Regions from separate parts of the Homo sapiens genome. Here region 2 is linked to region 1. The links are chromatin loops, found by intact Hi-C in ENCODE. Cell type or tissue: heart right ventricle. All regions are shown on one strand. Each heading gives the region's core, and the rest is flanking DNA. Links, peaks and the distances in the headings are about the cores only.

The links. Hi-C counts contacts between places; a loop is a spot of excess contacts. Peaks named below come from ENCODE experiments on the same cell type or tissue, not always from the same donor. Only the 100,000 strongest peaks of a DNase experiment are listed, where the experiment ranks them.
Region 2: it touches region 1 in a loop (2.5-fold over the local background); 48 of 110 quality-filtered maps call a loop at or near these places.

Annotation. Positions count from the first base shown.
Region 1 is chr13:27,411,482-27,419,815 of GRCh38, reverse strand. No RefSeq gene overlaps it. Among named protein-coding and RNA genes, the nearest start is that of GTF3A, 9.0 kb to the left of the region's middle. In heart right ventricle, for the core only: no CTCF peak of the experiment used is centred there; no DNase peak of the experiment used is centred there; H3K27me3 peaks cover 693 bases.
Region 2 is chr13:27,461,449-27,469,782 of GRCh38, reverse strand. No RefSeq gene overlaps it. Among named protein-coding and RNA genes, the nearest start is that of MTIF3, 15 kb to the right of the region's middle. In heart right ventricle, for the core only: no CTCF peak of the experiment used is centred there; no DNase peak of the experiment used is centred there; H3K27ac peaks cover 2,754 bases.

The DNA of each region.
Region 1 (8,334 bases), core at 214-8,213:
TTACTCTCTCTTCTCTTAATCAGACAACTCCCTTTTATGCCTCTCGTAGTCATTGCTGGATCTCACTCCTTCCCTTGATGGCCAGGTTCACTGAAAAGATTAGTCCATGCTCTTCTTCTTGTTTGCCTGTTCACACTTTCATCATCATCACAGAAATTTTAAGCATATACAAAAACATAGTAGTACAAAGAACCCCTTTGGACCCATTAACCAGTTTCAACAGCCAATTTTTTGCCATTCTTGTTTCATCTAACTGCCTCCAGGCCCAATCTATGACTCACAGACCTCAATGTCAGCATATTCAAAACTGCTCTCCCCACTGACCTCAGGGTTTCCTTGTCTCCATGAGCAGTGCCACCATCCACCCAGCTGAATAAACCCATGGCTCCTTCCCTTCTCTCACCCTTGCATTTATTAAATGATCTGTCTCTGTTGATTTTATGTCCCGATCTTCAGTTACACCCAAGGGAGGCTCTGGTCCTCTAGTTCCCATAGTCAGCTGTGATTCCATCAGAAAAGGAGTGTCAAGAGAGCAAACCAGCCACCCCCCAGCCATGTGGAAAGAGTCGTGCTCAGAGGCCATTCTCTCCCAAATGGCTCCACATCTCCCCAGTTCTCCCATTATTCTGCCAAGCCTGGGCCTTCTTTCTATACCATCTGAGTGGGTGTGATTTTACCATGGGCATAGCATGTGGAAATCCACGTTAGCCTCCTCCCTTGCCACTATCCAACTTATGAACGAAGTTGCATCAAATAGAAAGCCAAGATCCCTTCCAGCTCTGACATTCTGATTCTTTGATAGGAAATAGGGAGATGGTGAGACTTTTTTGAGCTGGAAGTTGGCAAGATAAATGTGATACTTCCAGCTCTAACGTTCTATGATCCTATGATAAGAAAGAGGGAGGTGGTGATAACTTTTTGAGTCGGGGCTTGACAGGATAAATATGGTACTAAAGCAAATGAGGATATAGAATAGGATTAGGAGAGAGCCGTAGAGTAGGAAGGCACACTGCTCTCCCGACAGTATCATCATTATCATCACCAGAGTAGGAGGTCTGGACTCCAGGGGGTGACCATGGAACCACAAAGAAGGAGGCAGGTAGAAGAAATTTGAGTGTTTCGCTTAAATGGCAGTTCAGTAATGGTGGTGGCTGAAGGCATGGGCTTTGGAGGTTGGTAGACCTGACTGAATCCTGGCTCTGGCATTTACTATTTGACCTTGAGCCAGATATTTAATCCCTCTGGAGTTCAGGTTTTCTGCACAATGGAGATAATATTTATGCCACATGGTGGTCGTGAGAATTATATGAGATAATTCATGCGAGGTGTTTAACACAGAGCCCAGCACATAGTAAGCAATCAAAAAATAGTAGTCTATTTTGTTGCAATTAGATTACAGAAGGTTGAGACTTCCATCTCGCTAGCAGACTCTCCTCCTTGCCTCCTTGACCTTCTTGGCTTTGGCTTCCACACTTTGCTTTAACCAGCTACCCTGTTGGAGAAGTCTACAAGGCAAATAATTGATGGTGGCCTCTGAGCAACAACCAACTAGGAACAGAGGCCCTCAGTCGGGAGCCCGGGAGGAACTGAATTCTGCCAGCGATCATGCAAGCTTAGAATTGGCTTCTGCTGCAGCCAGACTTTCAGGTGAGACCCTTACCTGGCTGATTTCTTCATTGCAGCCTGGGAGAGACCCTGAAAGAGAATTCATTTCAGCCATGCCCTGATTCTGGGCCCACAGAAACTGTGAGATGATAAATGTGTTTGGTTTAAGCCACTGCGTTTTAGAGTAACTTGTTATGCCGCATAACTAATACACAGAGTCCAGGCTTTTCATGCCACAAAATGACTGTAGGCCTGGTGGTTCTGAACTCACTCACATGGAGGAGAGAGCATTTGAACAAAGGGGCTTCTGGCAGGGGGTGAGGCTCTGACACAAAGTCCAGCCATTTTACAAAATGTCTTCCTAACCATAAATCAGATACAATAAGTCCTCACTTAATAATGTCAGTAGGGGCCGGGCACAGTGGCTCAAGCCTATAATCCCAGCACTTTGGGAGGCCGAGGCGGGCAGATCACTTGAGGTCAGGAGTTCAAGACCAGCCTGGCCAACATGGCGAAACCCCTTCTCTACTAAAAATACAAAAATTAGCTGGGCATGCTGGCGGGTGCATGTAATCCCAGCTACTCAGGAGGCAGAGGCAAGAGAATCGCTTGAACCCGGGAGGTAGAGGTTGCAGTGAGCCGGGATCACACCACTGCACTGCAGCCTGGGCGACTGAATGAAATTCCGTCTCTAAATAAATAAATAAAATAATGTCAGTAGGTTCTTGGAAACTGCAACTCTAAGGTAAATGACTTTGAAAGAAAACATTTTCTTTTTGCCATCAACATTATAGAAATGACCTTCTCCAAGGACCAAACGTATGTCATTTCACTGTAAGTCGTGGTTTTCAAAAACCTATTGACAACATTAAGTGAAGACTTACTGTACACAGTGTGACAAGAATGAGTGTAGTTATGATGATAACTGCACAAACTGTCTCAAATATGGACTGTCCTGGAAAATTCTCCAATGGGTTGTCCCTTGTATGCCAGTTTTCCTGTTATCTCCAACATTATCTCCTCCCAGATGGATAAGGCACAGCCAAGGTGGTTAGTGAGAGCCATTGTCCTTGCAGGTCAGGCAAGGAACCAGGACGTCACCACAGAAACACACCTTTAACTAAAGAAGCAGACCACATGCTCTGTTTCTCCTCTTATAGGCCACATGGCATGGTAGAAAGACCTTCAGATTGGACCCTAATTGCCATTTGTGACTTGAGTCTGACCTTAGGCAACTCTATCCAGCCTGTACAACCTCTTGTGCAGAATGGAGGAGACCCTGCCTGCCTCACTCACTGAGGTGTTACAAGCATCCCATGAGTTCTTGGCAAGTTAACCTCTCTCTGCCTCATCAATCAATGATAATGGTACCTACCTCCTAGTTTGTAAGGATTCAACAAGAAAATACATGTGAAGCACATAGCAGAATGCACAGCAGAGAGGAATTGCTCAGGAAATGTTAGCTCTTTGCATTGTTATCATTATGATCTGCCTGAACACCTTTGTCAGTGACAAAGTGCCAACCATCCGTAAATGGTTTCTGACAATAGTTTCTCAAATATTGGCCCAGACAGAAAGTGAATGAGTGGATGAGCACCATTATGTTGGCAAGGTGAGCTGGAAGACAAGGGGTTAAAAAAGTGCTCTCCACTTTGCCTCTGGATTCAACAAGAAAGATTCTCACTTCTAGGCCACTTTCCTGCTATATCTCAGTCTCTCAGGAAGCCTCAAGGAGTCACTGATTGTCTAATCGCCCAGTTAGGACAGGTCCCCCAGGCTGTCACCTGTGCCTTTGTCCTGGCTCCCAGCTGAACTCATCAGCAGATTTCTCACCCTCTCTCAGGGTCTGCTCTTTGAATGCTCCCCACCACTTCCCTTGGATGTTTGCTTATCTGGAATCACCTAACAGGTGGTGTTTAGACACAGTACCATCTTGCCTTCTTGATGATGGGCTCATCTGCGATTCTGGCCCAGCTTCTCTAATTAGCCCTCCTCTCACTTGGTTGGAGCATCACGTTTTCCTGCAGCTGTAATTGACCCTGTGGGGTACCGCCACAGGCCTGGGCTTAATCACTGCCATCCACTTCAAATCCATTTCAGTCTGTGGTGGCCAGACTCCATCTACTAAGTGAGGCCTAATTGCTCTCTGATTACCCACAGGATCAGGTGCTTGAATGTGCACAGTTCCATCCACAGCACATGCAAGATCCTTGTGTTCGCTAATTTCCTCTGACAGCTTTTTACTCTGAGCCACCAGAGATGCCCCTGGCAGAGGTGAGCAGTCACCTTTAGGGAGCCCTCACCCCATTTCTGGATGGCTTCTTGGCTTACTTTAGGGGTAGAATCCATCCATCTCTCCTCTCCTCCTGAAGAGGATGGGGAAGCCCAGGCTCTCAGCGCAGACTACCAGGTGCCTGGTGGCCTCCAGCCCCTGCAGGGGGAGACTTAAAACTTGATGCAAGTTCTCTCCCTCTTGGAACTTTCAAACTAATGGGTTTGTTCATATTTGCTCAAAACAGTTCATTTTGAGGAGATTCCAGCCTCTATGTTGACCTCAACAGCAACGTAAGACAAAAGAGATGAGGAAAGTACAGGCTGGTCCAGTCCTTTCTTGCTTGTCGCTGGGGCCAGCTTCAGAGATAGGAACCATCTCTCTTGCAGTGGAGGGCTGGATGGAGAAGAGATAGAAGAGGAAGGGTTTCTATTCTCCTTGGGACATCTGGGGTCATGTCTGAGAACTTGCAGGATGTATCCTGGAAAACCACTATTCTACTTTACGCAATGATACAAACTTGCCCCAGAATCTCAACAGGACTTCTATAAATACTCTCTTACCCATGGAGAAGAGAAAACAGCTGGTCTCAAATGTTCCTTCTTCTAAAAATAGGGATTAGAGCAGATGTAGGCACAGTTGCTACTTCTCCTGACTGTGTGCTGCCCCTCCCCATCCAGAGGGAGAAAAGAATTGAAAAAGGGAACATGCCCTCATCTACTTGCAGCTGGAGTGGGATGGGATGAAGTGTTTCTATTCAGCTTTTCTCCTTTGCAGTCCTTTTGTCATTCTTTTCCCCAATGGAGATAGGGTTAAAGACATTGAATTATGTGGGCATTTCCTTTAGCAAATGTAGAAAAAAAATACAGCACACCAAAAGCTCTTCCTTTGTCACCCTTCCACTGCATCACTGTATCACTACAGCTGGAGGACCACCCCAGGGCCGTCTCCCCACAATATACACACAGAAGCAAAGCAAATGTCATGCAGTTTCATGGACTTCAGACCTCAGGTTCAGAATTCCTGCTCCGGAAGTGAGCAGAAAAGGATCTTTCTTTCACCCTTCCTTTCCTCTCCTTTCTCCTCTCCCTTCTCCCCTCTTTCAAGACAGACTCTAGTACAGTAGTGATCATGGCTCACTGCAGCCTTGAACTTCTAGGTTCAAGCAATCCTCCTGCCTCATCCTCCTCAGTAGCTGGGACTACAGCTGCATGGTTGTCTTTTAAATTTTTTTGTGGAGATGGGGTCACACTGTGTTCCTCAGGCTGATCTCAAACTCCTGGGTTCAAGTGATCCTCCCACCTTGGCCTCCCATAGTGCTGGGACTACAGGCATGAGCCATGGCATGCAGAAAAAAAAAATTTTTCAAAAGTAACTTAGGGCAGCTGAGATAGAATGGGGACAACAACATGATGTGAAATTTTAGATCTTGCCGGGGGCGGTGGCTCACATGTATAATCCCAGCACTTTGGGAGGCCAAGGCGGGTGGATCACGAGGTCAGGAGTTTGAGACCAGTCTGATCAGCATGGTGAAACCCCGTCTCTCCTAAAAATAAGAAAGAAAGAGAGAGAGAGAGAGAGAGAGAGAAAGAAAGAAAGAAAGAAAGAAAGAAAGAAAGAAAGAAAGAAAGAAAGAAAGAAAGAAAGAAAGAAAGAAAGAAAGAAAGAAAGAAAATTAGCCAGGCATGGTGGCACACACCTGTAGTCCCAGCTACTTGGGAGGCTGAGGCTGGAGAATTGCTTGAACCTGGAAGGCAGAGGTTGCAGTGAGCCGAGATCGTGCCACTGCACTCCAGCCTGGGCGACAGAGTGAGACTCAAAAAAAAAAATTTAGATCTTTCAGTTGGTCTTCATTGTCACAGTTTAAGTCCTAGAGCTGGTGACTGTTTCCAGCTCAGTACCTTCCTTCAGCATCCCAAAGGTGGGTGACCCAGGATCCTCTGGAAGGGAGCCTGTCCTCCCATGGGATCGTTTGTGACAAGGAATCCTGTGCGTAAGCAGGTGGTTGTCTTACCCGTGACTTCGCCTCCCTCAGCGACTGCCACAGAAAGACATTTGCTTATGGTAGCGGTGACAATGGAGTAAACCTGCATGTAAGGGCTTCAGGTTGGTTCTTTCCATTTTTTTCGTTTTGTTTTGTTTTGTTTTTTTGAGATGGAGTCTCGCTCTGTGGCTCAGGCTGGAGTGCAATGACACTATCTTGGCTCACTGCAACTTCTGCCTCCCAGGTTCAAATGATTCTCCTGCCTCAGCGTCCCAAGTAGCTGGGATTACAGGCACGCACCACCACACCCAGCTAATTTTTTGTATTTTTAGTAGAGATGGGGTTTTGCCATGTTGGCCAGGCTGGTCTCAAATTCCTGACCTCAGGTGATTTGCCCACCTCGGCCTCCTAAAGTGGTGGGATTATGGGCGTGAGCCACTGTGCCCGGCCATCTTTCAGATGTTTTTTGGGCATCTCCGTGTGGCATGCTGTGCCAGCCCCAAGGCGATGCTCAGGGCATGTGCCACAGAACCTTCCAGCTCCTCGCTGTCTATTAAAGGCATTGAGACAACTGGGGCCAGTGCCATATTAGTGGTAAAAAGTATTTAAAACATTAGAGTGTGAGGTCACTCATTTATAGCAGGATTGGTAAAGACAGACTTCATGTGAACTTTGTTCATATCACATACAAACTTTTAATTAAGCTTCTGTTTAGTTTATTTTGCTTAATAAATGAAAGCATGTAAATCTGGGAGAAATTTAGGTTATAGTCCTCTGGAGAAAATTAAAGGGCCAGTTTTTCTCTTTCAAAGTTATTTTTGTTGCTGTCTGTATTTGCAAAAAAAAAAACTTTCTGAATATTATAATTATTCTAAAATTGACTTTACTGAAACACTACTGTTTTTACTTGAATAAATTATATAGCAGTGGCAATAAACAACAAGAATTAATCTCCAGAGTGTAGCCCACTCATAACATTAATGCCCACCTAGAAGTAGTGAGTGGCTGTCTCCATGGAATGAATTTGGGGGTTCAAGAAAGAACCCTACCCCACAATCATTCCTCTCCTTCAAGCTTGAAGGCACACAAAGTGTTGGGTACCTGGAAAAGCAAAGTATATCTTCCTGGGAAGCTGCACATCAGCACCCACCAGCACAGATCTCTGGGACCCCCTGTGGTTGAACAAGTTGGGTTTATTGCCAATCCCATGTGATGTACAAATCTGGAAAAGTCTGGCTGGGAGATGCAAATTGCAGCATATTGAACTATATTTTAGGACTCGTAGGTATTTCGAGGTCACCACCCAAACCCTCTCAGATCCTCTTACATCTCAGAGGTATGTCACCAGCCTTCTGGGTGCCCTGGGGTGCAGGAGACTTTCCACCTGTGGCCCTTGGTGCCCTTGGCCCTCTCCATCTCAGTGCCTGGCCCTCCAGAGGTGCTGGAGGGAGTGACAAAGCCTGGCAGCCTTGCCTGGAGCTGGAGCAGGGTCTGGTGCAGTCTGGGATGCGCTTCTCCTGCCCTTACCAGTTTCCCCTGGGAGCACTTTCTCAGTAAATCACTTGCGCACCAATCTCCATCTCAGGGTCTGCTTCTGGGGAACTCAGATTCAAATCATTTTGTAAAGCTTATTGTGAAAAACAATGTGCCATCATCCCCTGGATTCCCTTCAGTTTCTTGTTCTCCAGAAGCAACCATTCATTCTACATTCGTTTTAGCTTTTTTTCCCCCTATGTTCCTTCAGATCTCTAAATAATATTCCTATAGTGCTGCTTCCTGATTTTTCAGTTTTAGGCATTTCTATTTATTTTCCTCTATGGAATATGACAGACAATTAAGTTCCCACCCTCCATCCTCACCCCCACCCTTAGCTCACCTCTTTCTCTCCATTTTCCTAATATGATTATAAAACAATACTAGGGGCCAGGCTCAGTGGCTCACGCGTGTAATCCCAGCACTTTGGGAGGCTGTGGCGGGCAGATCATGAGGTCAGGAGATCAATACCATCCTGGCCAACGTGGTGAAACCCCGTCTCTACTAAAAATACAAAAATTAGCCGGGTGTGGTGGCACATGCTTGTAATCCCAGCTACTCGAGAGGCTGAAGCAGGAGAATCACCTGAACCCAGGAGGTGGAGGTTGCAGTGAGCGGAGATGGTGCCATTGGACTCCAGTCTGGCCAACAGAACGAGACTCTGTCTCAAAAAGACGAAAAACAAAACAAAACAATACTAGGTTACTCTTAGATAGAACTTACTACATTCCAGGCATTGTTCTAGGCATTTTACATGTGTTAATTCACTCAATACTGCCCCAAGCCCTAGACAATAAGTTCTGTGATCATCCCCGTGTTACAGATAAGGAAACTGGGTCACCGAGTGGTTAAGCGAATGGCCCAGTCACACAGCTAGTAAGTGGTGGATACAGATTTGAATATAAACAGTATGGTTTCAGAGTCTATGCTCTCAATTGCC
Region 2 (8,334 bases), core at 166-8,165, 50 kb before region 1:
TACAAATAAAGAAAACTGGATAAAACTCATCCCTGGGATTACAGACATAATTGTATAAATAAATCCCACATCACTCATGTTTCACAAAATTAAGATTCACTAAGTAAGTACTTTCCACAACCTTTATAAGTTATTTTCATAAGTTTCTAATAGGATTGGTGTACACAGTTCTTTCTTAGCCCTGCCCTAAACCATATAATGAATCTATCATAGACAACTGGTATACTTCAGGTTTGAGTATGTATTTGCATTGCCATAGGAAACAGCCCTTTCTTGGTCAGTTTTTGGAACTAGGTTCCTGAGATAAACCATCCCAGTCTTTGTCTACATGGTTATGAAACCGACCCAATCGTCCCAGAGATAGTTCTTTTGGATAAACATAGAAATGGACTTTTCTGGCTGGGCGCAGTGGCTCACACCTATAATCCCAGCACTTTGGGAGGCCGAGGTGGGAGAATTGCTTGCGCTCAAGAGTTTGAGACCAGCCTGGGCAACATGGCAAGACCTCGTCCCTACTAAAAACACACAAAAAATTAGCTGGGTGTGGTGATGTGCACCTGTGGTCCCAGCTACTCAGGAGGCTGAGGGCGGAAGATAACGTGAGCCCAGGGGGTGGAGGTTGCAGTGAGCCAAGGTCCTGCCACTGCACTCCAGCCTGGGTGACAGGGTGGGTCTTTAAAGCTTGAAATTTACTTTTGTTTTATCTGAGTTCCTTCCTCAGGAAAGGACCCCCAGGCCTCTCAAAAAGTATCAAAGATCTCAACCTCACCAGATCACTGCATCCAGACAATGAGAGTCAGGCCCCTCCCTAGTTCCTGTTTTCCAACACATTGTTACATTTCTTCCCTGCTATATAAACTCCTAATTTTAGTATGTCAGGGAGATGAATTTGAGACTGATCTCCCTTCTCCTCCTCGCCTACAGCACCCAATTAAAGCCTTCTTCTTTGGCAGTAATCATCGTCTCAGTCATTGGCTTTCTGTGCAGCCAGCAGCAGGCCCTAAACCAAACCCCAGGCATTTCAGTAAGTTACATTTTTTTTTTACTACTTTTTGCCATCACATTCTTACATTTTGTATTTCTTTGCTTAACATTATAACATAATGCTTCTATATTACACAGTATTCACGTTTAGAGGAGAAGGCCTCTTTACTGCCTTCCGCTGAACCAGCCACTCATGGTACCTGCCAATCTCCATGGCCTCTGCTGAGCATTCTCTCTGACAGCCCCCAGTCAGGGACACTGGAGGACCGGAGGCTGTGCTCTGGTGCACACCCTCCCCAACTTGTGCTTTCACCTATTGGACTGTCTTCTAACCAAAAGTCTGTTGTGTTTGTCCCCATACCTGTTCTTGCTATCATATTTGATTTTATAATTGCAAAATTTAATTAAATATTACATAAACCATTAAAATGTGAGTGCAAAACAAAATTATAAAGACTAAGTTGCAAATTTCAATAAAAATGAGTCACTAAAAATAAAGGCTACTGAAATGGATATAGTGAGATAACTATAAAAGCCTGGGGGGAGGGCAATCTAGGTGATTCTGCATTCATATAGATCCCCAAATGTCTTCAATTTCTTACACCATGGTAGTGTACAGATGTGATTATGCACAAGATAATGTGGAAGTCAAGGCAGCAGACTTACACTGGAAGAAAAGCTTGGGCTCTAAATTGAAAGACAGGAAAGTAAATGTAACTGTGTATTCTCGAAGTAAAAATAAATATTTAAAATATGTTTTTTTAAATCACTGGTTTCAATTTAGTTGCGCAGGAGGGATTTATTTTAAAAAGTACATCAACATTCCCATGTGTTGATGTATCATAATTTAGTAAACCTGTAATTAATTTTCACTCCATTAGATTATTTGTAAATTTTTTTTAAAATAGTACTACACTGAACACTTTTCATACTATGGTTTTTTGCTTGTTGAATAATTTTTAGGATAATGTTAGAGTAGTACAATTTCTGCTTCCAAGGATATAAATATCTTTTTAGATTTTGGTAAGTACTACCTTTTTGCTTTCCAAAAGAGTAATAGTTTCATCTTCTTAACAGTAGTCTAGTGGGTTATGTTTTGGTTATCTATTATTACATAACAATCTAACTTTATAGCTTAAAGCAACCACTGGCTGGCCAAGGTGGCTCGCACCTGTCATCCCAGTACTTTGGGAGGCCAAGGCAGGAGGATGGCTTGAGGCTAGCCTTTGTAACATAGTGAGACCTCATCTCTATTTTTAAAATAATTTTTAAAAAGCGACCACCATTCCATTAATTCTTATGTTTACAAGGATTGATCAGTGCTCAGCTCGGAAGGTTGATTCTTCTGCTGATTCTTAGGCTGGGCTCACCTGGGGCTGCTTATTCAGCTGCAGGATGAAAGCACTTGGGCATGTCCTGAGTCTCTGGCATGACATCTCCAGGCTCTGACACTGCTTCCAGCCTTCTGGTAAATAAACTGCCAAGGTAGGAATGGGAGGGAGGCAGAGAATTCAGGAGTGCGAGAAGGAAAGATTACCTTTAAGATCAAACCTTTCAGTTTACCTCTGCTCCCCTCCCACCTCACCCCCACCCTGGCTTCGTTCCACGTGAAGGAGGAGAGATGAAAACATCACAGTGCAAAAGTCAGAAGATGGACCTGAAAACCCAAGATAGCCTTATTGCATTTCAGGGGCATGGAAGCCTTTATTTATTTTAAGAACCTTGCTTTAGGATTCCAGATTCCCCTTGAAGCAGTGGGAGTAGAATGCTTCTCTGCAAGTCTTTGTCTGCGTTCATTCTGGTCCCCACATTTGAGTGTGCAATCAATAATTACTACTTTCTTTTTTAAACACGACTTCAGCAAAGCTGGAGTGTCACCAATATAAGAGGCAACTCCGAAACAAAGACTAAAATATATAAATAGCCCCTCTGAAAGCACAGCAAAGGCTGGGCTGTGACCTCCACAGAGGAATCAATATTTCAAATGAGCCTCTGTGCTCTGGGAGCACAATTCTAACCACCCGGCCTGTCTCCACCCTCCTTCTCATCAGCTTCCTCCCCACTTCCCACCTCCACACAAAAGAACAGTGCCAGAAAGCTCAGACATCACCAGATAAGATCTCTGGCAGCACTGCCACACCGTGGCTGTCAGCTGAGACCTTCTGGAAGGAATGTGACCCTCAGCAGAGGACCATGGATGGCATCAGGCCTACATTTAGGAAGTTGGCAATGTCTTCAGAATGTAACTGGAAGAGTTCCAAATGATCAACCTGTCAAAAACCATCTCCCCGGGTGCGGACCTGAAATTTTTCCTGGGTGTAGAATGCAGACAGAAGAGAAGATAAGGGCGAGTTATGGGTGGGAAGACAACATTAAAACGTGGGAGAGGAAAGACAGCCCTTTGTAGGGAGGCAATTTCAGGGGCCATCAAACGTAAACTTCACCTTCCTCTCAGCCTCATCCATCCTGGCCTCCACTGTGGTCCTGCTGAAGGCTTTCTTACAGGTCAGACTCAAGGTGCATGGTTCTTTTGTAGCAGTTCCAACATCACCAGTTTATAGAAACCCTGAACCTGCCCCCGACAGCACTTCATGTAATATTTTATCATAAAGCAATAATAATAATACTAATGTGGTATCTAACATTTAGGAGACATCCCAGCTATATGTTAAAATCACTATCTTCATTTTATAGACAAGTGAGAAACATTTGATAACCTGCCCAAGTAACAGCTAATGAATGTCCCAAGCCCAGTTTTCCCAGATAGCAAAGCCCAAGCTCTTTCCCAGGTTGTCAGGGAGCTCCTGTTCAAGAAACATGCCAACTGGAGGCAGGCCGGGAGGACCCTCAGGCCCGGGAGAGCTGCTCAGCGTCCACCCCTCTAAGAATACCATACGCACATCCTGTTGTTTGAGCTTGTCTGTTTTCCTAGGGAAGAGCAGAAGAAATGGCAGCCACTTGGCAGTGCAAGCAGGTGTCATCTAGGGCATACTGCCAAAACTTGAGCTTTCTTGAAGCAACATTCTAAGAGGAATGTTGTTTACCTCATTTTCCTCCTCATGTGCCTCAGACTCTGGACAGCAGTGATCAGAGTCGGACCATCAGTTTCAGTTGTGGATTATCACCAATACTCAGCAGAGACCTTTAGCAGTCACCCTAACTCAATCATGTTCAACCAAAGCTTTCATTATCCTAACAATGAAAGTCACAGAGCTCTTTTCCCTTTTTATTTTTTTGAGACAGGGTCTTGCTCTGTCACCCAGGCTGAAGTGCAATGGCACCATCATAGCCCACTGCAGCCTCGACCGCCTGTGCTCAAACAATCCTCCTATCTCAGCCTCCCAAAGTGCTGTGGGCTGGGCATTATCCTAATAATGAAAGCTTTGGTTGAACATGATTGAATCTGCTCTATAGATTGAGAATTTTATACCATTTATTACATAGTCTGCTTAAATATAATTTTATACAACAAACTACAGTGATAGGCGTTGTGAGATTCATTATTATATATCTCTTCGGGAAGGCTGGGTGGAAACCCTTTGCGGCCTGGACTCTTCAGTTTTCACATAGAAGTCAAAAATCCTCAGATTAAGTATTTTAGAGAGACCTGAGATCAAGAGATTAATACTCTCTTACATTTGTGTATTCCTTTATAGTTTTCAAAAGAGTTTATCTTTTTGACGGTTGCAATTCTGTGACATTATTATCTTATTTTACGGATGAAAAAGCAAGGGACCAGACCCTCAAAATTACTTGCTCAAGGACCCACGGCAGGTAAAAATATGGAGTTGGGAAATAAATCCAGGTCCTCTGACTCCCACTATGGAGTTCTTTCCTCCACACTAGACACAATTTTGAGAATGAAAGAAATACTGGTATAAATATTCCTTCATGGTAGGTGATTTCCATGATCACCTTTCTAACAGTATTTTTGAGATGTCAAGGAAGTTCTGGGATTATACTCACTAAGAAATACCTAGGTATATATTCAGTTGAATAAGAATATATTATTATTATTACACAGATAACTAGGACACTATTATTTTAGCTACCGTTTATAGAGCAGTAGCTAAGAGCATAGACTCTGGAGACAGATTCCCTAAATCCTGATCCCAGCTCTGCCACCTATTAGTTGGGTGACCTTGGACAAGTTACTTAATCTTTCTGGCCTCAGTTTCCTTACCAATGAAAGGATACATAATAAAAACAATATTACTAAATTATAGATCTTTTAATGAGAACTAAATGAGTCAGTATATGTAAAGTGCTTGGAAAACTGACTGGCACACATGGTAAATCCTGTATGCATTGTGTGTGCAGGGATGTGTAATGTTATTTATTTATTTATTTATTTATTTATTTATTTATTTATTTTTAGTTTTGAGACGGAGTCTCGCTCTGTCGCCCAGGCTGGAGTGCAGTGGCGCGATCTCGGCTTACTGCACGCTCCGCCTCCCGGTTCACGCCATTCTCCTGCCTCAGCCTCCTAAGTAGCTGGGACTACAGGCGCCCGCCACCATGCCCGGCTAATTATTTGTATTTTTTTTAGTAGAGACGGGGTTTCACCGTGTTAGCCAGGATGGTCTCGATCTCCCGACCTTGTGATTCGCCTGCTTCAGCCTCCCAAAGTGCTGGGATTACAGGCGTCAGCCACCACACCCGGCCCATGTTATTTATTAATATATGTCCTGAAGCCATTCTGCTTTTAGGCTGGGGCTAAGTGGGATCTGTAGGAGGCCTTAATTTAGAGCGGGACTCCTGGGTGTTGAGGCCATTTTCTGATCCAGAATTCTCTTTCCCACAAACAAGACAGAATTCCTCCATCAGAAAGACCAGAGAGATAGTGCCCCTGAAAAGGCATGTCAGGAATGGCCTGACCTAGCCCTTGTCTTAGAGGCAGGACAAGGCCAAAGGGGGAGTGGACATGGGGGAGCCCTGCAGGTGGGGAAAGGCCAGGCAGTTCCTGCTGGCTGAGCACCCTAATCTGCTGCAGCTCACTTCCCTCCAATGTGTACACGTTGCTGGGTCACAGGAGGTGTGAGGCTGTGACGGTATCATTTCCAAGAAGATGCTGAAGCTGAAAATTAGCTGGCCAGCAAATGTAGCACAGAGTATACAATGCTACCACCCAGAGCACCACGTGGTTCTGGGCCGCCTGTGGCTCCAACCACAGGCTGCTGGGCTCAGAGGGCTGCTTCCCCGGGTTGATGGAACCCTGCTGTCCCCTGTCCCAGGGCCTTTTGCTAACTGTTGGTTCCAGCTGACGAGTCCTTTCTGTTGGCAGCTCCTCTCCTGCACAGATTTCTCATTTGTAGCTTTCCTACGGCTGTGTGTGCTGCCTCCTCAGGAAAGCCATGGGTCATTTGTCACGGAATTAGGGACAAAAGTCACCAAATCATTTTGCTTCTTTCCTCAGAAGCCTAATTCCCATTTAGTACAGTATCTTACAGGCAAGTAAGAATTATTCAGTAGCAGCACATGCACCCCCACACCCTAAACTAGAGAGACAGGACATTCACTGAAGAGTCGAATGGAAGAAAAGAAATTCTAGAGGATTCTAGGACAAACTTCCAGACCCAGCTTCTACAGAGCACCTCAGACACTCCGACACTTTACTTAGGAGTAATTTGTATAGAAAGTGCTAGCTCGGCCGGGCGCAGTGGCTCATGCCTGTAATCCCAACACTTTGGGAGGCCGAGGCGGGCGGATCACGTGGTCAGAAGATCCAGACCATCCTGGCTAAGATGGTGAAGCCCCGTCTCTACTAAAAATACAAAAAATTAGCTGGGCGTGGTGGCGGGCGCCTGTAGTCCCAGCTACTCGGGAGGCTGAGGCAGGAGAATGGCGTGAACCTGGGAGGCGGAGCTTGCAATGAGCCGAGATAGCACCACTGCACTTCCAGCCTGGGCGACAGAGCAGACTCCGTCTCAAAAAAAAAAAAAAAAAAAAAAAAAAAAAGAAAGTGCTAGCTCTAGTCCAGCCCCTCTCATGAGAATATTTTAGACAATTGTCAGTAAAAAACAGAAATCTGTATTCTTGTGAAATAGTAAGCTTTATTGTGTGTGTTAACAAATAAAACAAATTCCATTTGCACACTGACTGAATTTATAAAATCTCTCTCACCAAAACGGATATACAATCTAATGCAATATTAGCTATGTTTTCATTTTCATTTTCTGTAATATTATATCAGCAGTAAGCAAAATAAAGTTATGACATCTTTTGAAAATAAATGTCGTGAGAATTGACTGTTTTTCTAATTGCTAAGGCCAAAGTATAAAATCTGAGCACCCTCAATCCTGTGGGATATGGACTCGCTGGGGAAAACACACAGCAGATGAGCCAGCCAAAGCCTGACTCCGAATCCAGCAGGCTGCCATGTGGCTCCGCAGACCTCTCCACATGCTTAGAATTCTCTACTGCCCTGTGTTTTGTCTTTGAGTTTGTTACATAACAGTGCTAATGTTTCTCAGCCCCAGTTTTGTCCTTCTGTCCACACTTACTGCCTTTGCCTGGGAAAGTGGTTCTCACCCTGTAGGAGCAGACACACACACACGCACACGCATGCACACGCACATGGCAAAGCTCATGTGTGGGCCCTCCTGCCACGCTCCAGGTGTCCAGGAAGCAATCGAAGGTCTCGCCTAACCAGGTTTGGGGTAAGATGCAGCTCCTGTGATGCGAACTGTCACTCAGCACTTCTCTCACCCATTAAAGCAGCAAGTGGGCCAGGCACCGTGGTGCACTTCTATAATCCCAGTGCTTTGGGAGGGTGAGGTGGAAGGATGGCTTCAGCCCAGGAGTTTGAGACCAGCCTGGGCAACATAGTGAGACCTCTTCTCTACAAAAAAAAAATTAAAAATAAAAAATTAGCAGGACTTAGTGGCATGCACCTGTAGTTCCAGCTATCGGGAGGCTGAGGCAGGAAGATTGCTTGAGCCCAGGAGGTCAAAGCTGCAGTGAGCTATGATTGCACCACTGCACTCCAGCCTGGGCAACAGAGCAAAACCCTGTCTCTAAAAATATAAAAAAAGAAAAAAAGAAGTAAACGAGAGGCCAACTACAGACAGAATAACTTTAAATCCATTCTAATTTGCAAAATCAGGTAAAATCAGTGGCAACTTCTATGACTGAAACTATTATTAACACAAATGACACACACACACCAGTGTGTCATGACATGATGGTTGAGTGTGAAAGGAGGCGTGATGAATTGCCAGTGATTATAGATTATAACCTTTAAGTGATGCATCATCGTGAGGCACACATTTTTTTCATTAGCCCACATTATTCAGTTACATGCTCTCCTAGTAATAATTTGAAGTTGCAGTTATAATTACTAAAGTAAAT